5 separate regions of the Homo sapiens genome follow, and all the other regions are linked to region 4. Evidence: chromatin contacts called from ENCODE Hi-C or POLR2A ChIA-PET data. All regions are on one chromosome and are shown on one strand. Each heading gives the region's core, a stretch centred on a gene start or an enhancer-like site at or near the end of the contact. The rest is flanking DNA. Distances are from core to core; before and after follow the strand shown.

Region 1 (4,783 bases), core at 992-3,491, 460 kb after region 4:
CTCATCCACTAGTGTATTAGGGTAGGAGTTCTTTGTTCACTGCTGTATTCCCAAGGCTTTGAGCAGGGCCTGGCACCCAGTAGGTGGTGCTCCATGAATATTGTTGAATGAAAAATACATGAATGAATGAGTTATAGACTTTTTTCCCCTTTAGTTACACAAGAGAAGAAAAAGATATCTATTGACAGTTACAGCTCAAGAGAGTCTTTGCTGCTATGAAACAGCTGGATAACCACAGGACACTGAAAGCACTGTGCCGAGAACCCACCGGTTCAGCATCTGAGGATGGATGGATCTCAGACTGCCCAGCAGTAGTGTACTACATGGGTGGGTCAGTTGTAAAGAAGAAAAAACTGATCCATGAGCAGACACTAAAGAAAACAGTGGGATGAAATCAATACTGGGTTAAGTATGGCAGTCTGTGAGTTTGAACATATTGCCCCAATAGATTTTGTTTTAACTATTTTCCAGTAGACATTTTTTTTCATAATGCTTTCTTTTAATGCCTCAACTAGTCGCAAGAGCTTTACTAAATATTGCAACTCTTGGCGGGGCACGGTGGCTCACGTCAGTAATCCCAGCACTTTGGGAGACCAAGGCAGGCAGATTGCTTGAGCTCAGGAGTTCCAGACCAGCCTGGACAATGTGGAAAAAATCCCATCTCTAAAAATTAAAAATAAAAAAAATACACCGGGCATGGTGGTGCACACCTGTAATCCCAGCTACTTGGGAGGCTGAGGTGGGAGGACCACTTGACTATGGGAGGTGGAGGCTCCAGTGAGCCGTGATCATGCCACTGCACTCCAGCCTGGGCAACAGAGCGAGACCCTATTTCATAAATAAATAAATATCGCACCTCTCTTTTTTTGGTACTAAGGCAGAACTGTACATAGACTGATTTCTCCAACTTTGAGCAACCCCAGATGGCTCTACTTGAACAGAAAAGAAATTGAAAGTTTAATCGTGTATAATCCCTTGTAAACAACCTGGGGGAAAAATGGTTAGGTTCTCGCCGGTGATATTTTACTTCAATGAGGTCATGTAGCACAGTGAAAATAACGAATAACTCAGCATTAGGGAGAATTGGGATCTGATCCCATTTTTGCCATTGGTTACATGACACGCAAGTTTACTCGGCTGCTGCAGGCTTGTGTCCTCATGCATGAAATGGACTAAACAATCTCCACATTATTAATGCTTTACGACTCCGCTTTCCAAAAATGGAAATGCATTTGAAGACAATACCAGGCCCTTGAAAATGAAGACGGGAGGGTAAAAAACAAGCTGCAACAGAGAACAGTATCAAGCTTTTAAAGAAACAAGTTAACACCGAAGCCAGAGGCCTTTAATGTAGACATTAAACGGTGTCTACATACACCCTTTCAGCTTGAATGTCAGCACCGGCTGTACTGACAGAAGATTTACATGACCTTTTCCTGAAATAAGCCTTCCTCTCCTAGTAACTCAATACCACGGGTACATTTTTCCAGGTACACTAGAGTTGGGTACTGCTCTAGAGCTGCACTGTCCAATACAGTAGCCACAAGCCACATGGGGCTGTTGAGCACTTGAAAATGTGGCCAGTTGGAAGTAAGACGTACTGCAAGTGTAACATACATACAGGAATTTGAAGACGGTAAAAAAAAAAAGGATATAAAATATTCAGCATTGATATTGATTGAAATAATATTTTGGATGCACTGGATTAAATAGAATATACTATTAAAATTAACTCCACCTGCTTCTTTATGCATTTGCTAATACGACTACTAGAAACATTAAGCTTACATAGGTGGCTTGTATTATATTTCTATTGGACGGTGCCATTCTAGATATCCGAATCTACAAAGTGACTGAGATTCAAACTCTTCAATGAAGCACTTTTTAAATGCTCTACTTGAGAATTAATTCCACTCACTGCTCTGCTGCCGTCGCGGTCCTGACTTTCCAAGGCTGTGCCCAGAGCGCGGCACACGTGGCTCTCACACAGGCAGGCCTGCACGGCACGCAGCAGTGGAGGAGGTTACCCTGGGTCGCCGACGCCAGGGGAAGCCAAGCGACCGACCCCACACTTCTGAGCCCCGCCGGGGAAGTCCCCGGGCGCGGAAACAGGTGGTGCGCCGGCGGTTCGCAGCTGCTGTGCCCGCTGGCCTGGGCGCAGCCGGGGACAGCGACGCGTTTCCTGCCCGGGAAGGGCCCGAGCGCAGGGCCGGCTATAGCGGTCCCGCAGCTGCCTGCTTCGATTTTAGCACTGCTGCTCCCTAGAGGGAGCAACGCGGCCCTCTGTCCCTCGTAGGGCTTGAAATGTAAATTATTCATATCAGGGGAATGTGTGCTTCAAAAAGCAAGCTGGACAAGAACCGACGGGTAATCCTCGCCAAATTCTTCTATTTAACCCTCACCATTAAAAGTCTGAGGCCTGAAAAATCTCTTGACTGGAGAGATATTAACTCCACAGGTAAACGGGATCAGGATCTACGACATAAATGAATCAAATTCACTGATTTCTAAGATTATTTAGACAGTAGAAAATTATTAATCCTTTTTATTAGTTCAATACTTCATTCAGCATTTGCAGAGCAAAATCTGCTTGGATTTATTTAGTGAAAATTATCTTCTAAAACTACAAAGATTTAACCACAGTACATAAAATTTAGTTGCAGTAGGCAAATTATATTTTTAAGCTGAACCCTAAGAAATTGTCCAAAAATATGTACAATAGTTATGCACAGCACTTATGATTGCTGAATAAATGCATCATATAAAATTTAGTTCAGTTTTTAGCAAGAGTGAACGATTTCTTAGATGATTTTTCTCCTGGTCTCATAGTGCAGAGTATTCACAAATGGACCTTATATCTTCTCCAGACAACCGTCATCCCCAATTTATTCACCTAGGCAAATCTTAGTTCAAAAGAGTTTGTGAGAAAGGCTGACCTACAGGACTAAAACCGTGCTTACATTGTAGGAAAATAAAAGAAAATGTAATCGAATGGACAATAATTTTTAAAGCACATTATTCAAGGAGGAATAAGCCCTGTAACAGAATCCATAAAACACCATGCTCCATCAGTCTCTTTTTGCTAACAGAATGACCAAGTATTCTCTCCAATTAATTTTAATAGCAAACCACCATTTCCTAAAATGACTTAAATGGGTTCAATCAAGTAGGAGAATGAATCCAAGGGAAACCACTGACTAGGGGTATAAAATGTGCCTTACATCATATTGCATACATCAAACAATCAAAGAATTTAGGCTTCAAATTACAAGAAAAAAAAATACCTTTAAGTCTTACCCTCAAGGTAAGATAGGAAAGTGGGAAATGCTGTCTGCTCACTGGCATTCCATAAAATATTCACTGTAATTTCTGGATTTCCAAGACACATCTATCTAGCAGAGGTGGTTTGTCAAGTCTGAGCTTTTCCACCTGTCCACCCCTGTAGCAATGGGGCTGATGTTCACAACCTGCAGACCATCATCAGCATTCATGGCACCCCGACAGATAACCCCATTAAACTCTCTCCCTGACTCAGGTAAACACTTCACAATGTGAGAAGGTGAGAAAGACATTATTACTGAAATAAACCTGAAAGCTGCTCTAAGTCTATAGAGAAAGTGTAACACTCACAAATATAAATACCATTACACACTATTTGTAAGATCCCTCATAAATGACTATGTTATAGCTGAGACCTGCAACGGAACTCCCACCACCAAATGTTGTGGTAGTGTAAGGACCATTGTTATTTTCACTTGCAAATATTCCTGAGAGGTCGTATTTTAAGCTGCTAAAAACTAAAACAGGAATAAGGTGACAACCAGCAAAAGAAAAAAAATGAGCTAATGCACTCGAGAGAGTAAGGAAGGCTCACGGAAGAGGAGGGCTGTGGTGATCAGAGTCCACGGACGTCCAAAAATGTGACTTGGCTGGCCCTAACAGAGGGGAGCAGCTCTTCTAAAAACAAAATCACCCCCTGGAAATTATGTTGGTTGGTTCCTTGGGGCATCTACAGTTCTTTTTCAAGTTATTTACTTGCTCATTACCGCCAGTCCCAGCTTTCTTGGGAGACCTAAACATATTTGGGGAATGGAAATAATGTGCTTGCTGCCACAGACCAGGCCAGTAAGATGAGAAGATAAAGAGTTTCTAGAGTTTTTATTATTCAAAATGAGTTTCATTTCAATTCAGGTACTTGAAAGAAGGTTCTAGTCTGTTACTTTGACACAGCACAAGATCAATAGTTTATTCTGATGAAGTATTCCACCCAAATGAAAGCATAACATGCAAGTAGTCATTTATTTCAATCACTCCTATTTGAAGGTCCTTATTTTTGGAGAACAGTCAGGCATTTTATTATCCACTCTTTCCATTCCTTAAAGGCTTCCTTCCACGGGTTTCAGTAAATTCCCATTATCCTCACGACTGTGTTCTGGAGTTGCTCCAGGTGTGCCAGAAGATTCATCATCAATCCACCTCACCAGTGCCTGGAAAAGCATTGAAAGATGCGCACTTCAACAAACCACAGCAAAATACCATCAGGCAAGAGAGAAGCATTGGCTTCTAGATCATAGGGTGACATATTACCCCATGAAGACGCTGCATTTGATAATGATGCTGTGAATATGAATAATGCTAATGATATACTGAGTGAAATGGCACGTACCAAATACACACAGAATTACAAATGATGTCAAAAGTACGCACTGAAAAAAGATGAAAAAGAAATACACTCATTCTTATACTTTGTTTCTAGCATGATAGGATATTTTTTCTCAACTTG
Region 2 (4,881 bases), core at 1,713-4,212, 390 kb before region 4:
AGCTGTCTTCTCACTCCTTGCCCTAGCCTGTGTCCATATAGCTTCAAAACCTGTTATTTTATCCTCTCAAAACTCTTTGGTTTAAAAACAAAACCAAAGTTCCTCAGGTATCCTCATGAGTCTGGAACATATAGATGCTTTTGGGGTGAATGAAGCTGACAGAAGATGAGGTGGGCACACAGATGCATGGTCTGGTTTGAGCTCTGGGCAAGTCATTAGATTTTTCCAGGCATGGGTTTCCAAGAAAGTAAGAAGCCTGAGGTGGATGGTGGCTGCAGCTCTGAAGCATGATGATCCATGACTTACCAGACCCTCATCTCTCCTCAGGCTTTGCTGCAGCTTCTTCTAGCCCCAACCAATCAAAACATGCCCAAAATCCGCATAACAATTTGACAGAGTTTAGAAGTCCTAATGCCTTTGAACATAGTCATTTCCAATCCTGGTCTTGCAACATCTAAGTGTCTCCGCTTATCTCAAAATATTGCAACATTAGAAATTAGTAATAATCTGACTCACTTTAAGGTTCAGGATGGGGAAAAGAAATACCATGAAAATCAACTAATGTTACATGGGACCAGGTGGCTGATTCCCAGGCACACCTACCTACTATAGACTCTAAAAGCAACCATCTCCTAAACTGAAAGGGTGATACCTTTTCTTCTGCCAACCACAAATCAGATAAGTGATTGAACTTTTACCAGGCACCGAAAGCCCCAGAGATTTCCAAGCACTGAACCATCAAGATCAAGATAACTTAGGGTCCGTTTTACAAGCAACTGTGGCTTGGTTCCCAGTTAGTCGAGCACCAAAACTACAGATAAACTTGTTCTTAATCTCCACATATAAAGGAAACCGTTTTCTTCTTTGCAAAACCAGCTCATGGCAAGTGGAAAACGAACCCTAACAGAATTCTAGAATAAGGTCACTGGATTGCTCATAATGAGGTAGTACCTTTAAAGGTCAGAGATTCCCCAAATTTGTTCTTAGAACTTTCTTACCGCATTTCAATTTATCGGGAGATGTTACAAATACTCCTACAATGGAAAAAAAATGTAATCTTATTTAATGTAAAAAAAAAATAACACACACACACACACACACAAACACACCCATTTGTGTATTTGGGTGCACAGCCATCACAAAAATCAAAGAATGGCTGGTTCTGACCCCTCTGAGTTGTGGGGGTTTTCTGAGGTTTCCCTGACAGGATTTAATGTCTTATCATGTTATCCTTAAAAATCAACAACGTGGCCGGGAGCGGTGGCTCATGCCTGTAATCCCAGCACTTTGGGAGGCCGAGGTGGGCGGATCACAAGGTCCGGAGATTGAGACCATCCTGGCTAACACGGTGAAACCCTGTCTTTACTAAAAATACAAAAAAAAAAAAAAAAAGCCAGGTGTTGTGGCGTGTGCCTGTATTCCCAGCTACTTGGGAGGCTGAGGCAGGAGAATGGTGTGAACCCGGGAGGCGGAGCTTGCAGTGAGCAGAGATCATGCCACTGCCCTCACTCCAGCCTCAACGACAGAGTGAGATTCCATCTCAAAAAATAAATAAATAATAAAAATTTTTAAAAAAATCAACAATGTGGCCAGGCGCAGTGGCTCATGCCTGTAACCCCAGCACTTTGGGAGGCCAAAGCAGGTGGATCACTTGAGGCCAGGAGTTTGAGACTCACCTGGGCAACATGGCGAAACCCCGTCTCTACTAAAAATACAAAAATTAGCTGGGCGTATTGGCACATGGCTGTAATCCCAGCTACTCGGGAGGCTGAAGCACGAAAATCACTTGAACCCGGGAGGCGGAGGTTGCAGTAAGCCAAAATCACGCCACTGCACTCCAGTGTGGGCGACACAGTGAGACTCTATCTCAAAAAAAAAGAAAGAAAAAGAAAAAGAAAAGAAAAAAGAAATAGAAAGTAAAGAAAAATCAACAATGTTCACGCTCAGTCCCTCATATTTGCTCAGGATTTTCAGACATACCTGAGGACTATCAACACCAGTCCTCCAGAAGATTAGACAAGAAACAAACAGGAGCACCAACCTGTACATTACCCCAACACTAAGTGACGTGGTGCTATTTGGAGTGCAGGAAGGGATCTAGTCTACGAGAGTACAGTGGTCAGGGAAGGCCCTAGGCCCTATACAAGACAGGTGAGCGAGAGCCGATGAAACCACACCACGGTGTGTGGCAACTTACGAGGCCTCCATCTCCCTTGCTCTGCTCTATGTTTCTCCCCTGCAACCCCTGCAGAATTTTATCACCTTATCACATTCTATATAATGTATTTACCATGCTGTTGTCTATCCCAACCAACTAGGTAGAAGTTCCATGAGGGCGGGGGTCTTTGTTTTGTTCATGTTTCCCAAGCATCTCAAACAGTGCTTGGCATAAAATATGTACTCAAAAAGTTGATAAATAAATGGATGAACAGATGAAATTCACTACATTCAAGAGCTAGGAAGCTGGGAGGCTCAAAGCAAAGCAGCCCTCCCATCTTCTACCTCCCCGTATGAGGCTGCACCAGAAAAAGAGGCGGCTGGGGGACTAGTCGCTTTCACCTAAATGGTGATCCTAATTTGGGAAGACATTTGGAAACAGGCCCACCAAAGAGATTTTCTGGTTCCGTTGCTTTGTTTTACAGATGAGGAAGCAGAGGGGGAAATAACTCATTTGCCCAAAGTTGCACAGCTAGCTAGTACAGAACCTCCGGACTCTCACTTGCTGAAAGAATGCATACAATTTCATCATATGGGGCAAACACACATATAGAAACAAGATACTGGCCCTATGATTACATTTAAAAACAGCTAAAATGATTTTACATTTAAAAACAGCTAAATGCCTATCTGCTCAAGGAGTGCAGAACTGGTCTGCCACTTGGGATTTCCTTTAAGCATTAAGTTAAATTAGGAAACAGCCCTGGTGCTGGAGTCCACACAGCGCTTTCAGGCCAGGTGCCAAGCCCCATTCCAAGGTTGTATTCAAAGAGCGGGCTCCCAATTCTACTGACATTTGTCAACTTGGTTCCAGCAGAGTTTTGGATTTGGTCCAGCCCACTCAATGTGATGCTTGAAAGCAAGTGTCCTCCTGTTTCTAAACCAGCTAATAAAGATCCTCTGAGAAACAACTGAGATGGGTCCGGGAGCTGAGACAACTGACTGGTCCTCTCCTGTGTTCTACAGTTGGGCTTGTCAGCTCGGCACCTGCTATAAAAACCCTTCGAGGGAACTCTGCCTGACTCAGGCAATGAGGCTAATAGCCAGCTCTCACATGAAAAGGGGAAGGGAGTGTCACAGCCTGCACCCTCCCACCATTTGCTTCCAAAACATATGTTCCCACCCTGATAGGAAAGTTCCTGTTGGTTCACAAGCTTCTTCTTGTGCTTTAACTAACTCACTCCTTCTACAAATCCCTTCTCCTCACTCGCAATGGCTATTTCATTTTTGTTATGGAAGGTTCTTTTAAAACCATGAAGATGATTTTACCCATCAGGATACTGTGAAGGAGCCTGGAAAACAACATTGTTTTGATTTCTTAAGCCTCTTAATATATGGAAAAGGCAATAAACAAATATATAAATAAATAAACAAGCATAAGTCGGGTAACTTTAAATAAACATTTAAACATCTTACAATTCAGTAACTAAATATGTTTTAATATAAGGCCTATTAGTTAAAGCTGATAAAAGCAATTTCAACAGTTTGTATTCAAAGGAAAAAATCCATTAAATTACCTGCTCTTTAAAAGTTGAATGATATAGTACAGTAGAGAAAATGTAATATTAGGTTCCTTTTTTTCTAGGTTTTTTTTTTTTTTTTTTTTTTTTTTTTTGAGATTGAGTTTCACTCTTGTTCCCCAGGCTGGAGTGCAGTGGTGGGATCTTGGCTCACTGCAACCTCTGCCTCCTGGGTTCAAGCAATTCTCCTGCCTCAGCCTCCCAAGCAGCTGGGATTACAGGCACGCGCCACCACGCCTGGCTAATTTTTGTCATTTTTTTAGTAGAGACGGGGTTTCACCATGTTGGCCAGGCTGATCTCCAACTCCTGACCTCAGATGATCCGCCCGTCTCAGCCTCCCAAAGTGCTGGGATTACAGGCATGAGCCACCACGCCTAGAACTAGAAATAAAGTTAGAACTTTATTTCTAGTTCTAACACTAACTAGCGGACTCTATCAATCCTAACCTCTCTGTAAAATGAGCCAAATGCTGTGTCTAGTCTGGTCCCGTGCTCTGTGACGTGACTGGGAATTTGGAGATGCATTTGTTCTTTCCAGGATTAAGGTACAAAAATTACTTGAAGGCCTCATCCTGGCTGCACATCAGAGTCACTTGGGCCTTAAAACATTTTTTGCTGGTTTATTTGGTAGAGATGGGGTCTTTCATTGTTGCCCAGTCTGGTCTCAAACTCCTGACTTCAAGTGATCCTCTTGTCTTGGCCTCCCAAAGTGCTGGGATTACAGGTGTAAGCCACTGAGCCTGGCCTTAAACATTTTTTTTTTAAAAAAGAAAAGATGCCGGCCCCCACTCCCAGAGATTCCAATTTCATTCACATAGGATGGGGCCCCAGCACAGCGTTTTTAAAAAGCTCCCCAGGTGACTGAGTCATGGCTGGGAAGCACCGCCTCAAGTAACACATTCCTAGCCACAGTTGTGGCCCCCTGTACAGGTGATTCTCTCACTCCTAGTGGCCCCTCAGGAGTCATGGGCCATTTGCTTTAAGAGAAGAGAGATCTGATTTACCTTGGTCAACAAACTTCTCTGACTCAACTGGAGATCAATGACAATGTCAGGTTCTAGGGATGTGACAGCACTGTTTGTTCAGAGAATGTACAGAAAAATTCGGTTTCCATGACAGACACTCCTGCAGCCCAGACAAACAA
Region 3 (5,371 bases), core at 2,328-4,827, 480 kb after region 4:
TCTCTGCTAAAAAAAAAAAAAAAAAAAAACCACACAGAAGATTAGCCAAGTGTGCCAAGTGTGGTGGCACACACCTGTAGTCCCAGCTACTTGGGAGGCTGAGGCAGGAGAATCGCTTGAACCTGGGAGGCAGAGGTTGCAGTGACCTGAGATCACACCACTGCATTTCAGCTTGGATAATAGAGCAACACTTGGTCTCAAAAAATAAATAAATAATAAAATTACTATATATATGAAAATATTCCAAATATACATTTTTAAAAGCTAAGAAGTACTAAAAGCATTGTAATGAAAAGTAATAGTCCCCACCCCATAGGCCAACTTCCTAGAGGCTACTGTTCTCAACTCCTTGGCTGTTTTTTCTGGTATTTATCTCCATGTTTCTCAACAATGTGTGTATAGTGAGATTTCTTGATCTTTTGATTTTAGGTAGCATCTGTTAATTTATTGCCATGAGAGATGAGGACTTAACTCTCATACATCATACTTTCTACCTCTCATTCCTCTGGTGATTATATCACACATTTTGGTTGAATCTGGTGGTCAGTGTTTACATTATGATGATTATGCAAACATTGTGTACTACAGAGCCAAGTAGTGTACTATGACCATGCTTTCTTTCTTGTAGAACCTCTTTATTTTTGCCTAGAGTTAATCATCACTTGATTTCTATTATTTATTTTCTTTTAAAAAACTATATAACATGCATGTGCCTTATTTTTTATGATTCTCTGATTCTTTACTTTGTTTTTTAATGCTTCTCTACATGGCCCGTTTACACTAGTTACATTTTTTTTCTGGGTACCCTCATCTCCACATTCCTATCTATACTGGTCATCCATGGGCCTACTGCATAGCTGTTCCTAGGACTGCAACTACACTTTGCTCTGTTGGATCCCCTGTTTCTTAAATTACTAAATTCTGTCTTCCTCTTTCCTGGCCTACTCCTTTGGTTTCAGTAGCACATCCCCAGAACCTTCTGGAATAAAGGTACATAGAGATAAATATTTTGAGAACTTTGACATCTGAAAATGTTTTTATCCTGCCCTCATACTTGATTGAGAATTTATTGAGTTGGTGTGGAATTCTAGATTGCAAATCATTTCCCCTCAGAATTATAAACAGTTTGCTCCAGTTTCTTCTGACTTCCAATGTTGCTACTGAGATGTTCAATGCCATTTTGATTCCTAGTTCTTTGTATGTTATCTGTTATTTTTAGGAAGATTATAGGGTCTCCTTTTTATCCTTAGCGTTCTGAAGGGTTATAAAGATGTGCCTTAGCCTGAACCTTTCTTCTCATTCATTTTGTGGCTCACTTAGCAGGCCCTTTGATACTGAGACTCTTATCCTTTCATTCTGAGAAATTTTCTGGTATTATTTTTTTGATAATTTCCTTCCCTCCATTCTTGCTGGATGTTGGACTTTCAGAATAGATCCTCAAATTTTCTTATCTCTCACATTTTTTCCATCTTTTTGTACTACATTCTGAAGTTTTTATCAATTATTTTTTTTCTTTTTCTTTTCTTTTCTTTTTTTTTTGAGACAGAGTTTCGCTCTGTTGCCCAGGCTGGAGTGCAGTGGTGCGATCTCAACTCACTGCAACCTCCACCTCTTGGTTTCAACCAGTTCTCTGCCTCAGCCTCCCTAGTAGCTGGGATTACAGACACCCACCACCACACCCAGCTAATTTTTTTTTTTTTTGTATTTTTAGTAGAGATGGGGTTTCATCATCTTGGCCAGGCTGATCTTGAACTCCTGACCTCGTGATCCACCCATCTCGGCCTCCCAAAGTGCTGGGATTATAGGTGTGAGCCACTGTGCCCAGACTTTATAAATTATCTTCTATCTTTTCTTTTGAATACTTACTTTAAACTATTCTGCTTTTCAATAGCCAAAATCCCTTTCTTGTTATGATTATTTTATTTTGCACCCTGCGATGGTTTGAATGTCTGTGTCCCCCCAAATTTCTATGTTGAGACCTAACCCCCAACGTGATAGTATTTGTAGATGGGAACCTTTGGGAGGTGATCAGGCCATGAGAATGGAACCCTTATGAATAGTATTAGTGCCTTTATAAAAGAGACCCAAGGGAGTCAGCTCACCCCTTCCTCCACGTGAGGCCACTGCAAGAAGACACTATCTCTGAACCAGAAAGCAGGCCCTCCCCAGACACCAAATCAGCACCTTGATCTTGGATTCCAGTCCCTAGAACCATGAGAAATAAATTTCTTTGTTTATAAACCACCCAGTGTATCATATTTTGTTACGGCATCCTGAAAGTCTAAAATACATCCTATTTCATGGATAAAATGCCTTTTCTTATTTCTCTATAGATAGTAACTATACTACTTTTGAAGATTTGTTCTGTTGTTTCCTCTGTTTTGGTCTTTTTGTTTCATGTTAGAACTTTCCATAAACATCTGGTAATCTTTGGCTATCTGTTAAGATTTCATTATGAGGCACAAAAAACTGGTGGGGGGTTCTGTGTGCATGAATGTGGCTTATTCTCAGAGGCAATCTGGCAGATAATCAGCTTATTCACTGAGGGGATTCTCCCCAGTGTCTGAACTTGAAAGTTTCTTCTCTGCGACCATTGCATTTTTTTTCCAGAGTAGGATCATTTCCTAACTGACTGCCAGTGTTCTGGAAGCAGGTGCAGTGAAGAGCCTAAGAGTCCTACTAATGTGTGTGTGAATTCCGAATCCTTAGTCACCGTGTTCATCCCTAACCCATACTGCCACAAGGACTCTCAAGTCTCACAACTAATTCATTTTAACATGAGAAGATATTAAGAGGGTTAAGAGGTTCTCCATGATTCACCTACTAGTGTGAATTCATATCTTCTCCTTTTGCTTTTCCCCTGGCCCTTAGCTGATATCAACTGCTCTGAGGAAATGGAAGTCTGATTGGTCAGGAAGCAGGAATAGTGGGTAATTTGGGGTCCCAGACCCCCCTTAGCAGGCAAGCAGCCCAGAGGTGGGTAAAGCACTTTAGGAAAGGGTGCTGCAATCCAGGGACTACGGCCCTGGACCTGGACGCCAAAAGGGAGTTGAGAAAGTAGAAAAGAAAACTACTTATGCTTAAATTGTGCTCAGAGCCAGGTCTCTATGCAAAGGAGCAGCAGGTGACCTGATTTCTCCCTCCTGCACTGCAGAGAACCTGCCCTCAAAGACCCAGAGCTCAGCTTCAGTAGAAGTTGAACAGCACTGTGCGAGCGAACCTGAGAACCCAGTCACCCTGAGAAAAACGGTTTCTAGGAGAAAACACATTCTTTGATCCAAACAACCAACTTACAAATGATCTTTTGGACCACGTCCTGCCTGCAAACTGAGGCTCAATTCACCTTTAATGGGCCAGCTCTGGCAGTGCCAAGGGAGAGAGGCCATTAGCAGAAATGAAAAAAGCAAGAAATCTTTTAGTCCATTAGGTTAAAAGAAGATTTTTCATGCTTTATTATTTATGATTTGCGACTTCAGTTACTGTTTCCTGGAACAAATGTTATGATTCAACTTCTATTTACTGAAGCAAATAGATGCTTATCAGCAGTCATGCTACAAATCACAAAGCAGTCAGTAAGGCCTTTGGGGCTGTGGCCTCTTTTGCAATTCTTTGATGTCTTGTCAGGCAACTTATTTTCTGTGCCTTAGAGAGTTTCCAAAAGCTACCACAATCTGATGTGTGTGTGTGTGTGTGTGTGTGTGTGTATACATTTGTGTGTGTATATCTACATGCACTCTTTCTGTCTCTCTTTCTCTCTCTCTCTATATATGGCATATAAATACAGTAAATTCAAAGAATTGAGCAAAAGCAGATTTTGGTTTTTACTTTAAGAATATCATTTCACTTCCTGAAAAATTAGGAATTAGGAGTCCTAAGAATACCACATAGCATTTAGGAAGACTTGAGTGGGAGCTAAGAAAGTTCGAATGAGGGGAGGAAGAAAGTCCCTGGTCAGCCCGGTATAGTGACTCAAGCCTGTAAACCCAGCACTTTAGAAGGCTGAGGTGGGAGGATTGTTTGAGCTCAGGAGTTTGAGATCAGCCTGGGCAACCTAGCAAGACTCTGATCTCTATTAAAAAAAAGAAAGAAAAGAAAGCCTGGGCAGTGGCCTCAGTGAACCCTCGAGGATGCTGTGATCCTCTTGGTGACGTCCCCAGCCTCTGCTTCAGGATGACAGCATGGTCTCCTGCACCATAGCTCGGTCTGAAATTTTCGGTTTTTCTTTCAAGTTCCCCTTTTTCAGTCTTCAAGGGGGATGGAGGAGGTGGCCTGAATAAGACATAAATGAAAGAGGAAGTGTCTCAGCACCAACCAAACGTAAAACAGCGACAGCGACCCACTTAGCTTGTGACCTCTACGGAAATACTGAAGACGTCCTCTGTGTCCTTTTAGACTTTCTGGGGGAGGGGACAGCTGCTGCCCAGAAGCAAGCAGCTTCCTTTTGGCCAGGTCAGTGCAGGGAACCAACAAAGACAGGGACCTGTGGCCAGAAGAAGCACAGCCACAGCAGGTATCTGATTGGACTGAGCCAGGAAAGGCCTTCTTGCCCTTAGGGACCCCTCAAAGCTTCTTTCCCACAAGCTGGAAACTGCTTGGCTCACTGCTGTCCTAAATGCAGGTGCCAGCCGAGGGGGTTACCCTAGGACCGTGAGCCATTAACAGCTTGTCTCAAATACGCTTCTCCAAGGCAGTCAGCGACTCCCCACTGAACACCTGTGGGTTCCTGCTGGTGCTAACTTAGGCACAGGGCTAGCAGGTCCCTCCCCTGTAGCAGATGATGAGAGCAAGTGTGGTGCAGGAGGAACTGGAAAGAGAGCATCGTCAGAGGCGACACTTGCGTGGATTAAAACCATATATTCTTGTGCAATGTAAAATTGCCAACTTGCATCAGCATAACGAAGGACACACTTAGAATAGAAAAGCTGAGGAGGACAGAAGAATAGGAAGAACAACAAAATCATGCCTGGTCCTTTTGCCCAGAAATGACCCATGTGAATCTTGGCTGAACTTTTAGACTTTTTCGCGGTGCACATTTCTGAACATAATTTGACAACGTGGGACCTCTAGAATTGTACATTCTAATTTTTCAGTCCATTTATTTCTTATTCCAGAAAGAATCCATATATAAGGATGGCTCATCACAGTGTTGTTTTTAATTGTGAAAAGCTGAAAAATGGATGCTCGCCACTAGTGTTTATAAATAAATTCAATAAAGTTATGCTCTCACAATAAAATATTATGTAATCATTTAAAAGAATAATCTCATGCTCTGCGTATTATCATGGAAGGATGTCCACAAGGTCTTGCTGAAATTTTTTTAAAAGTCCCAAAACAGTGTATATATAATTTGAGACTATTGATATAAAAATAT
Region 4 (5,090 bases), core at 1-2,500:
ACTTAGGTCATGTAAACAGCCTGGGATTTATCATGTCGGAAGCCGGGGATTTATCATGTCGGAAACTTGTCACCCACATGCCAGAATTTGGGATTCTGGCACACACCACTTCTTGTGGTTACTGTAATCTTCCCCACCAGCCTAGCAATTCACTATCAGCAATAACAAGGCTACATGAACCGAAGAGCATCACGACGATGTTACTCATATGGCCGTTTTGGAACCAAACAGCTTTAGTGGTAAGAACCTAAACAGTACAGTCAGCGATAACAGAACAAGGGTTTTCTCAGAAACACTTCTGCTAGCAAACCCAGCTGGGGGAACGCCGCGGTAGAGCTCCGGATCAACGAATCAAAATTATATAACGCAGGAAAAAAGAAAAGGAGGAGCCGGCGACTACCGGGGGAGGAGTCCCGGCCCGGGCGGAGTCGGCCGGGCGGCGTTCCCGCTGGGGCGGCGCTTCCCCCTTTGTCTCGCATTTCTCTCTGCGCCACATTTTCTCGACGCTGCCATTTTGAGCTCCTCCGCCGGGCGGGGTAACAAAGGCGCCGCCGCCATGTCCGAGGCCGGCATTTTGTACTCGCGACTCAGCCACATGGCTGATGCCGGCCGCCCTCCTACCCCAACAGCACCAGGGCTTTGGAAGTGGTCCCCTCGCTCCCACAGAATGCCCGGCCACCCCAAAAACACCTCCCGAAACGCCGCACCTAACAGATGTTCCTTCGTCTGCCTCGAAGCGTCCCGCTTTCATCCGCACAATACGCTCCCTCTCAACTCCCTCAACAGCTACCAAATGGCAGCCGCCCCGACAGCTCCCCAATCCCCACACAAAAAGCAAGCTTGAAGACACTACACCGTCAAATCTCTTCCAATCACTGTGACGTGAATATCAAAATGGCGCAAGCCTTCGGGAAAGGAAGTCCCAAGATAGCCCGGAAAGGCCAAGTCCAAGCCGCAAAGCCCCCGCCGGCCGCCACCCTGACCCGCCCTCCCATCCCCCCACCCGCCAGGCCTGACAGCTCGGCTCCCAAACTCACCCTCGGTCCCGGCCGCGGTCTCGGTCACTCGAATAACCCGACATGGCGTCAATGGTTGCGGTTGGCGGGGAACGAAGTATATAGAAAAGCGTGCGACAAGTCGCTGGAAATGGCCTCGATGACGGCGAAGCCTTGCGGGGGCGGCAGCGGAGGAAGGACACCGATGACACCAGCCGAAGCTGCACTACTAGAGACCGGTAGAAATGAATGAGGTGCCGGCCGCTTTCCGGCAGCCGCTTTTATAGTCTGGACCGCCTCCTACGCCGCAGGGAACGCTGGGAGCCGCTCTATGACCTAATCGCCCCGCCCCTCGCGCATAGGCCGCAACGCCCGCTGGCGTTCCAGGATCGCCGCGCTTTCACCCCTCCCCGCGCCACTCTCTCAGGTCAGGGCCCACCCACCATTGGAATGCCTCATTCTGCACTCTCTTGACCTCACCTTCTTCTGGTCTTTCCACACCTCAAGCAAGCCACCCCGCCCTTTCCCAAGCCCAGCCCCGCCCACCCTCGCCACTCGGAGATGTTTACGTCTCCAAAGAGCCCTCACGTCTGTAACCAAAAGAGGGGGAAGGCGGGGCCTGGCGTTGTCACGTGGCTGTACCACCCCGGACCACCGAGAGAGCGGTCCGCACTACTTTCCCGTTGACGTCGGCGGAGGGATACAAAACGAAATAGCTCACCGGAAGTGCGCTGCTCGCACCCCGGGACCCGCCCGGGCTGCCGGCTGATGTGGACCGTCCGACCCGCGTGTCTGATAATCCTTTGACGGGTTTTGGTCGGCGGAGAATGGTCTCTAAACTTCCCAAACCGCCCCCGTTTCACGTCCTGTGAAAGGAAGTGCTCCTCTGATGACCAATCAGCGGCGAGAAGCTCTTTTAACGTCCGTCCTTCTTTCACGCCTCCTTCCCCGCGCTTTGGTTCGTGCGTCCGCGCCCCAGTGTCGGGTCTGCGTGGATCGGTCCTTCCAGGACACCGTCGCCTTCCCGGCCGCGTCGGAGTCCGGCGGCGACCTGCCTCTGAAACATGGCAGGCTCGGATGCTGGTGAGTGTCTCCCTGGGGTCCCAGTATGTGTGGACTGAAACCGTCCACCTCCAGGGAGGCCTCGGGCTAGCCCGGACTGGGTCTGGGCTGTCGGCGGGGCTCGTGACCTTCAGACGCCGCGTCGCGCTGGCGGGTTCCCTGGATAGGGTCTCTCAGCTTCACCACCTCTTCGCTTCGAGGCCGTGGAACAGCAGTATGCTGTGGGAGAGAGAGAGGCACTGGGGCGAGGCCGGTAGGACACTTGGGTCCTGGCTGTAAAAAGAGCGGTCAGAAGGGTCGTCCCCGGACTTGTCTTTCTGTGGGGCGTCTAGCCGCTGTCCGTGTGCCCTCCGCCCTTGCACTATGGGCCCTGAGGTCGTACCTGCTTTTGTATTGGTCTTTAAAGGAACAGCATTCTTAAGATTTATTATGCCCCTGCAGAATAGTAGAATATGCCCCTGTAGAATAGTTGTGCTTTTTTCTCTTCAGTGCCCTCTAGAGTCATGGGCTTTGTCTAGCACCGCTTTTGAAGAGCGAATTAATTTGGTTGTCTAGGACGCTTTCATCCTTTTCACAAGGACTGCGTACAAACCAGTTGTCATGGTTTGGCCAGCTGTGAGAAATGGGCGTGGGGAGGGGGATTATGTGCATGGAAAATACACTCTCATTCGTTTCCAGAACGTTACGTGTCCAGAACATAGTGGAGATGTTTGTTTCTAATACCGATTGAAAGTGCTTTCCTACCAATTCCCAGGCATTTCAAGGAACAAGTATTTTAAGCTAAGTTACTTTTGGTACAGAAACCGTTAAACTTTGCAAATCCCAGCAATATCTAGGGGAGAGGAGAATGTGGTACGCAGGAAACGTCAACAGTATTGATAATTCTGAGCTTCATGTACTTCCCATATTTTCTTTCATATAGATCGATATAATAAAAAAGAAAAACTAACAAATGCATTACCGTTGATGTTGTTATTATACCAGTTCTTAACAGCCTAAGTTTAATCACCACTTTTTCCGGCACCAGAGAAACCCTGACTTGCACAAGATAATTGGGTAAACACAAGACCAATACTATTGCAAGTGCGAAGCAGCCTCCATTAATGAGTTTCTGGTAACCTCGGATTATCATTAAACTGTTGTTTATGACATAATATTCCTGTTTACTTGTAAATATGTTTTAACTAAAAACACCCATGTAAGGCTTATATAAGTAACTTAAGATTTTAGGCTGCAACAGTATCAATTGAATTTGCAGTATAGTTTTGACTATGTAGAAATTACAGCACTCTGGAAATCATCCCAAGAAATTAAATACATCTTTTTAAAAACCATGCCTAAAGGGTCTTTGAAATTCTCTAACAATCAAATTCCTTATCTTCTGCAAAGTTCAGTGTCTGTTTTTGTTGGGGGGGAGGTTGTTGGATTTTTTAAATGTCTGTGTGATTTTTTTCTGGTGGTTTTTAAGACTGATCTTTCCCCCTTTTTCCCAACAGAGTGGGTAACCATTGCCAATAACCTTCTTTTTAAGTGTCATATACATCTGAGAATACATGAACTTCAAGACTGTGATGCTAATGTTTTTATTGCTCTTTATCAGTCTATTTTGGGAGAAAAGGTACCAGGTAAGAATACTAAAAGCAGGAGTAATTTTGCCTATATCTTAGGCCAAAAGTTTTTAGTCCTTTAGTTAGATTCTTTGATATTTATAAAATTTCATTTTCTCTTTGCTTGTTTCTTTTTTTAATATTGCATATTAAATTCTATATTAATATACAATATTAAAATAAATATTGTATATTAAATTGTATTTAATATCACATATTGTATAATTATAATATTGTATTCCTTAAGGAATACCCTGTGGAACCCACTCATAATAACGGCCTTGAGCAGATCAGTTTGAGGGCTCCTGATAATCACGGCTTAACCTAATCATGGCTACTGCCTTGTGAAAGTTGCATCTTTTCTGTAAATGTACCTTCAAAGGTTGTAAAATTGAGTGGAGCTTGGGAATTTATTGGATTCTGTTACTTAACCAGTGCTAGGGATAAGAATTGATGCTTGTAGATGATGAACCTCATTTACCAAGACAGTTAATAAGCGCATATGTCCTTTCATCTTGCTCACCATCTCACTATGTTCAAGACCAGGGTGGTACCAACTCAGCTTAAGTGATCCTCCCGTCTACCTCCCAAAGTGATAGGATTACAGGCATGAGCCACCACGTCCAGCCTGTGCTGACCTTTTAAATCTTTATACCAATAATTCTAGTTGGCTATTCAAAAGGACATATAAGGGCCAGGCGCGGTGGCTCACACCTCTAATCCCATTACCTTGGGAGGCTCATCACTTGAGGCAGGTGGATCACCTGAGGCCAGGAGTTCAATACCAGCCTGGCCAATATGGCAAAATGCCATCTCTGCTAAAAATACAAAAATTAGCCAGGCATAGTGGTGCACGCCTATAAACCCAGCTACTTGGGAGGCTGAGGCAAGAGAATTGCTTGAGCCGGGAAAGTGGAGGTTGTAGTGAGCCAAGATCACGCCACTGCATTCCAGCCTGGGCGATAGAGCGAGACCCTGTCTCAATAAATAATAAATAAACATACATATGTGTATATATAAGAACGCTCCTTGAATGCCTGCTGTGTTTTTTTTTTCTTCGTAGAAAGTAGCCCATAGTTATGGGTTAAAGTATCATGTCTTGGCTCCCTTATTAGACTATTAGCTGTCTTTGAATTTAGGGACCACTTTATCTTCCTTAACATGGTGCTTCTTGTAAAGCATATTCATGTATATCTATATATCTATATATATATATATGGTGTAATAAATATTCAACCGTATTCAACCAGTCTAATATTGATAAATCGGTTCAATCAATAAATACTCAACCAGTAAAGATTCTGCTGTGTAGAGTTCAGGGTTTATTAACTTTATCTGTACTTTACAGCATGTTCTGTTTGGGCAGAGCCTTTATAGCAGTTGAGCATATTCAGTAGCCTAGTCAGAGACAATGAGATGAAAACTT
Region 5 (4,967 bases), core at 1,566-4,065, 270 kb after region 4:
GCCCTCTAGTCCCTCAGGGGCAAGGGCTCACTCACAGTTCCCAGCGGAGGAGGAGAAATGAGGGCCCCCGCTCCTTCCAGTCGGGGCTGCCTGCTCAGGTGCGGCGCCTCCAGGGTTGCTTGTATAAGAAGGTGCAGCAGACCGGCTGGAACTTCCCTCCCAGCGGCCAATGCCCCAGCAGCAGGGGCGGGCTCCAGGCCAGCTCCACCCACCTGGGCCTTCCCACTTCTGGGTGGGGATGGTGACTGCACCCTGAGATCCCAGAGCCAGGACCACAGCCATGGGGAAGAGTCTCAGAGGCCCCTTTATTGCACCGCCTTTGGCCTGGCTTCCCAGGGCTCCCTGAGTGGCCTCTTTGGGAGAGAGGAGGAGTCATCCCTGCTTACCTCTCCCTGTCTCCCTGTCTCCCCTCTCAGAAGGGGTTGCTTCTGCCCTCTCCTGGGCAGCAAGAGAACAGGAGACGTCCCTCTCCTGGGACATCAACTCTCCCACCACAGGGCTGGGCACGCAGGATGCTCAGAAGAAGGAGCGCTTGCTTGCCTTCAGCTTGTACTGTTCTTGCTGAGAGGAACAGGGTGGCCAACCCTAAAGGCCACCTGGCTGAAACTGAACCTGCTGGCCAGGGTGGGGCTTGGGGTCAGGGGCCTGGAACTGTCCTGGACACAGCCACTTCCTGGCTGTATGAGCTTCGTCCTGTCACTAAACCTCTCTGAACCTCTGTTTGTACTCAGGGCAAATGGAGGTGCCTACACCTGCCTTCCAAGCTGCTGGGAGCTTAACCCTGGGTTACAAGCCTTTGAGCAAGAGCCCACAGGACTGTTAGCCCCTTTGGGACTGCGTCTTACCACACTTTGTCCCCAGTGTCCAGCACAGTGACCAGCCCACACCAAGTACTCAATATGTGCGATTAGAGTGCATGGGGAGTGACAAGGCTGTGAAACACCATCCATGGCAGGAACTCCTCTGTTCTGGGGGTCCCTGGCCTTGCCCAGTAGCCTGCCCTAAGCCCTGAGCTGCCGCCTGACAGACGGGGGTCCCTATACACTCCCCAGTGCCCCCGTGCCATGCCATCCCCACATCCTGCCCCCTCTGTTCTGCACCCACTTTCTTCCGAGATCCCTTCTCAGCAACAATCTCCTCCCCATCTTCAGCCTCCCCATCTCCTGCCCACCCACCTGAACCTGGGGATGTTTCCATCTATGACCTACACCCCCTCTGGCCACGCTGTGTCTCTCTCTCTCCTTCTGTCTGTTGTCTACACACTCAATTCGCACCCTCACTTCACTCCTGACCACTGCCCTCTGCCTTCAGCACCCCCCTGACCAGCTGAGCTTCTAGTGGCCACTTCGGATAAGTGTTATATGGCCTTTCTCTCACGTCACCTTCCTGTGCATCTTTCTTCTGGACACTTCTTGTCCTCTGAGCCAGCACTCTCATGCTTCTCTTCCCTTTGTCTGGCACCTAAATCCAGGCAGGCCCCACCTTTCTCCACCCTGCTCCTCCCCAAGTCCCCCCCACCCCCCAACTCAGTAAGCAGCACCACTGTCTGCCCACAAGTGCCAGCTGGGAATCTGAACTCAACCCGATTTCCCTCCCACCTCCCTCGGCCCCCAGACCCTGCCCATCCATCTCCCAAACCTCTGTTACCACCACATGCCCACGAGACCACCAAGAGCTTCGGCCATTCTTGAGGCCCTGGCCACAGGGATTTTTTTCTCAATCCCATTCCTGTCTCTGCTAAAAGCCTCACAGCAGCTGCAGGATAACGTGCACATTCCTGGCAAGGGCTCATGAGGCCCTGCCCCGGTGGGCACCCACTCTCAACCCCATGCTCCACTCTGAGCCCCGGCCCCATGTCTTCTGTTGCTGGCCTCCTATCCAAGAGGGTGAGTCCCCCAGGACCGTGGCTGTGCCTGAGTCCTCTCTAGATCCAAAGGCTCACCAGGGCTCTGCAGCTATTTGGCTAGTTCATGCCTAATGAACGAGTGAATGGGCCTGGAGGATTATGGTGGGGAAATGCCGCCTGGGACAACTAAGGGCAGGGGTGGGGTTCCCTTGTGGGGGCAGGACCAACTCCCTACCCTGGACTTTGTTGGGGGTGGAGCACCAGGGAGAGCCACAGCTGCCTCTTGAATAAAGCTCCGTGGCAGGGAACGTGGTATTATTGCACTCATTGCACAGGGGAGGAAACTGAACCAGAGACGCAAAGTGACTTGTGGAGGTCACATAGTGAATTAGGGCCACAAGTGGGGCCAGGGAGCAGCCTGTCTCTGGCCAATGTCCTAGTTCCCCCCTGGGTAAGTCCCCTGCCCTCATCACCTGTGCCCCTCCCCCCATATGCCACTGCAACTGGGAACCTGCTGGGAGCTGGAGGAAGGATGGGCAGAGGGGCCACCTGGCAGGCGCCCTGGCAGCCGGGGTGATCTGTCTTCTCAGGAGATGTCAGGACCTGGGCAGTCTCCTTCCTCTTTGGTCCTGGGGCCTGGGGTGGTGGCCCTTGGGCAGACCTACAGAGGCCTGGCTCATAGGTAAGGGGCTGCCGCACCTCCGCCCTATTCAACATACACTCTCTGTGCACTCTGTCTGAGCCAGACCCTGGGCCAGATGCGAGGTTCAAAGAGCAAGGCCATTCCCCCACCTCCAGGGGCTCCGCTCAGACGGGCAGGCACCGTCCCACCGTCACTAGGACAGAGAATGTGGAGAGGCCGGGAAGTGCGCCACCGGGAGCCTGCGCAGGAAACGGAGGGGCGCTGCGGGGGAAGAGCGCTGGCATCCAGCCACCCATCCCAGAGAAGCTGCCTGGCTGGCTGGCAGGGGCGCGAAACAGGAACCAGCCGCGGTCTCCAGCCCCGCCCGCCGGGTGCCGTTTTCCACCCTGGCCACAAGGCGGCGGGCTGCCGCTGCAGGAGCCAGAGTGAAGGCGGCGCAGACCCAGGGAAGCCAAACGAGGATGACCCAGTCTGGGTGGACCCCCTGCTGCTGCCAAGCGCTTCGAAGCCTTAATTCATTTAAGGCTCACAACCCTAATCCTTAGGTATTGTGCTTACACCAGAGGACGCTGGGCCTGGGGGGGGAGGGGGTGGTCCTCGCTTGTAAGTTAAGTGGCTGTCAGCAGCTGGCAGCTGCCCCAGCAAAATCCAGTTCCCCTTTCCCTAGTCTCAAAACCTGAGCTCTGCATTGTAACGAGACAGGCGGAGGGAACACCCAGCAGCGGGCCTACGGAGGCGTGTCTCCTTCGTCTGGGCATCCCGGACTCAGTCCTGGCACATGGTGGGCATCAGTGTTCATGGTAATGACATCAGGCACAGCGAAATAAATCAGAGGCTCCCAAGGTTCAGAGGTCATCTGTCCATCCCCTCCCTTTGTGCTAAAGAACAAACCGAGACCCTGAGAGAGGAAGAGAGCTGCCTCTAGATCATCACACGGCCGGTGGCAGATGGCAGAACGGTTCTAAGCATCCTTTTCTCCCCCTCGGGCTGCCCCTCCCTGAAAAGTTCCTAAAGTTCAAAATGTCAGAGTCCCCCAGAGTGTTCTGAGGATGCAAGAGTGTTTGTAAAACGTGCTCTATTTTCGATTTCCCAGATTAACACAACTGGATTCTGAAGAGGGGAAAAAACAACCTCACTTAACACGTCTTTCTGAAACAAACCCATCAGGAGTTCTTTTAAAAAAAAAAAAAAAAAAAAAAGGAACTGAAATGCTGGAAGCACCCTCAAAGGGAAGCAGACGCCTGACTTTCACATCCACCCTCTCATCTGACTCCAGGCTCCTTGAGCTGGCGGCAGGCCCGCAATCCCCCGTTCCGTGCCCAGATGCACTTCGGAATATAGAACAGCTGGGACTTGGAAAGATAATATGTGGCACCCACCTGCTGTAGGTTACATAACCTCCCAGCAGGGCTTGGGGCAGCAGCCGGCCATCGAGCTTATTTGCATTTCTGCAGCAAAACATGAATATTCACACAAGTGCGATAAATAAAGACCATCAACAGCCTCATATCAGTTCAAGCGCAATTTTGCCACCAATTTGATTACGAAAAATCTTTCGGGCTTCCAGGGAGCTTTGGAGCCTGGAAATTGCAGATGAGGGATGGGGGCCTGCACTGTTTCGCGGCTGGGGAGAGGGAGCTCATCCGAAGTCTTCCGACAGAGGTGGGCGTCATGCCCGACGCTGAGCGGAGTGGGTCTCCTCGAGCCCAGGCTCCCTGCGGGCGCTGTCCTCAGCGAGCCTCCCCGCCTCCGCGCCCGGGGTCGTACCTGCTTCACGATCTCCTACCGCGGCGGGCCGCGTACCTCCTGGATGGCCTCTTAGACGTTCTCTGAGTCGCTGCGCGACAGGGGCAGCAGGCACACCCAGGAGCCCGCTACGCTGCAGGCCTTGAAGCTGCCGCTGCTTCCGAGGTTGCCGGCGGGAGGCGAGACGACGGCGCGCGTCAGGTCGTCCAGGGACTGCGCGGGCCGCACGGGCGCCGTGGGCCGCAGGTACAGGCAGGCGGGCAGGCCGGGCGCCAGGCTGCTGCGCTGGCTCGCGGCGCCGCGCTGCGCAGGGCCGCACAGGGAGCTGGCCCCGCCTCGGGGCTCCGCTGGGGGGCCGTTGGGGGCCGCTGCCACAGCCGCGCTCACGAACCGGTAGTCGTAGGCGAGCGGCTCAGGGGCTGCGGGTCCCGATGGGGGGACCTGGCGGCGCGTCAGCGGCAGGGTTGCCCAGCGCAGGCAGCTCGCGCACGTACTGCGCGGGCAGGTAGAAGGGGCGGCCGCCGGGCTTGCGCCGCACGTGCCACCAATGCTCAGTGCTCTGTGCTGCGCCGCAGCGGCCGGTAGCGCTCATTGGGCGGGATGGCCACGCGGCGCCCGTCCTTGCCGGTGTACTCGAAGGGGTGCTCCACCAGTACGTACACGTCCCCCTCCACATCCGCCGCCATTGCGGCCGCGGCATTTTCCTGCAGGCAACAAGGAAGAGGGCCGCGG

Evidence for each region. A loop is a pair of places that touch in the nucleus more often than their neighbours do. ChIA-PET counts read pairs that join two places held with the same protein, here RNA polymerase II (POLR2A). Pooled maps may share reads with other maps.
Region 1: a loop to region 4 is called in a map of chondrocyte, with 6 times the contacts of the local background. The contact joins the enhancer-like site here to the promoter of DDX5 in region 4. A Hi-C loop is called at or near these places in 4 of 168 maps with a recorded cell type or tissue (B cell, ascending aorta, chondrocyte and 1 more), 9 of 37 single-sample maps with no recorded cell type and 16 of 50 pooled maps. POLR2A ChIA-PET finds 5 or more read pairs at or near these places in 7 of 52 experiments (CD4-positive, alpha-beta T cell, CD4-positive, alpha-beta memory T cell, MCF 10A and 4 more).
Region 2: a loop to region 4 is called in a pooled map, with 2.5 times the contacts of the local background. The contact joins the enhancer-like site here to the promoter of DDX5 in region 4. A Hi-C loop is called at or near these places in 1 of 50 pooled maps. POLR2A ChIA-PET finds 5 or more read pairs at or near these places in 7 of 52 experiments (CD4-positive, alpha-beta T cell, CD8-positive, alpha-beta T cell, MCF 10A and 4 more).
Region 3: a loop to region 4 is called in a map of naive thymus-derived CD4-positive, alpha-beta T cell, with 36 times the contacts of the local background. The contact joins the enhancer-like site here to the promoter of DDX5 in region 4. A Hi-C loop is called at or near these places in 4 of 168 maps with a recorded cell type or tissue (A673, B cell, ascending aorta and 1 more), 10 of 37 single-sample maps with no recorded cell type and 18 of 50 pooled maps. POLR2A ChIA-PET finds 5 or more read pairs at or near these places in 8 of 52 experiments (CD4-positive, alpha-beta T cell, CD4-positive, alpha-beta memory T cell, MCF 10A and 5 more).
Region 5: a pooled map shows a loop between it and region 4 (4-fold over the local background). The contact joins the enhancer-like site here to the promoter of DDX5 in region 4. A Hi-C loop is called at or near these places in 1 of 168 maps with a recorded cell type or tissue (naive thymus-derived CD4-positive, alpha-beta T cell) and 7 of 50 pooled maps. POLR2A ChIA-PET finds 5 or more read pairs at or near these places in 13 of 52 experiments (A549, AG04449, CD4-positive, alpha-beta T cell and 9 more).

Annotation. Positions count from the first base shown.
Region 1 is chr17:64,963,895-64,968,677 of GRCh38, forward strand. It overlaps the pseudogene AMZ2P1. Among named protein-coding and RNA genes, the nearest start is that of LRRC37A3, 47 kb to the left of the region's middle. RefSeq lists an enhancer at 1,910-1,959 and a silencer at 2,179-2,342. Within about 2 kb of position 2,242, at least 8 of the 41 ENCODE cell types and tissues checked have a DNase peak (open chromatin) inside an H3K27ac peak, as active enhancers do.
Region 2 is chr17:64,115,574-64,120,454 of GRCh38, forward strand. The region is part of intron 1 of ERN1 (endoplasmic reticulum to nucleus signaling 1); the gene reads right to left. Among named protein-coding and RNA genes, the nearest start is that of ERN1, 12 kb to the right of the region's middle. Within about 2 kb of position 2,963, at least 17 of the 41 ENCODE cell types and tissues checked have a DNase peak (open chromatin) inside an H3K27ac peak, as active enhancers do.
Region 3 is chr17:64,981,779-64,987,149 of GRCh38, forward strand. No RefSeq gene overlaps it. Among named protein-coding and RNA genes, the nearest start is that of LRRC37A3, 65 kb to the left of the region's middle. RefSeq lists enhancers at 3,128-3,407, 4,025-4,324, 4,605-4,654. Within about 2 kb of position 3,578, at least 28 of the 41 ENCODE cell types and tissues checked have a DNase peak (open chromatin) inside an H3K27ac peak, as active enhancers do; they include B cell, CD4-positive, alpha-beta T cell, PC-3 and 1 more, where a contact is called at or near this core.
Region 4 is chr17:64,505,039-64,510,128 of GRCh38, forward strand. DDX5 (DEAD-box helicase 5) reads right to left here and starts at 1,251. Exons shown (of 13, transcript NM_004396.5): 1 at 1,038-1,251. The coding sequence starts at 1,081. CEP95 (centrosomal protein 95) reads left to right here and starts at 1,939. Exons shown (of 20, transcript NM_138363.3): 1 at 1,939-2,078; 2 at 3,554-3,682. The coding sequence starts at 2,060. RefSeq lists a silencer at 342-411 and enhancers at 502-711, 772-901, 1,602-1,841, 2,042-2,131, 2,113-2,729 and 1 more.
Region 5 is chr17:64,774,141-64,779,107 of GRCh38, forward strand. It overlaps the pseudogene ARHGAP27P1-BPTFP1-KPNA2P3 and the pseudogene ARHGAP27P1. Among named protein-coding and RNA genes, the nearest start is that of MIR6080, 4.1 kb to the right of the region's middle. RefSeq lists enhancers at 3,658-4,327, 4,328-4,967 and silencers at 4,483-4,702, 4,863-4,922. Within about 2 kb of position 2,816, at least 18 of the 41 ENCODE cell types and tissues checked have a DNase peak (open chromatin) inside an H3K27ac peak, as active enhancers do.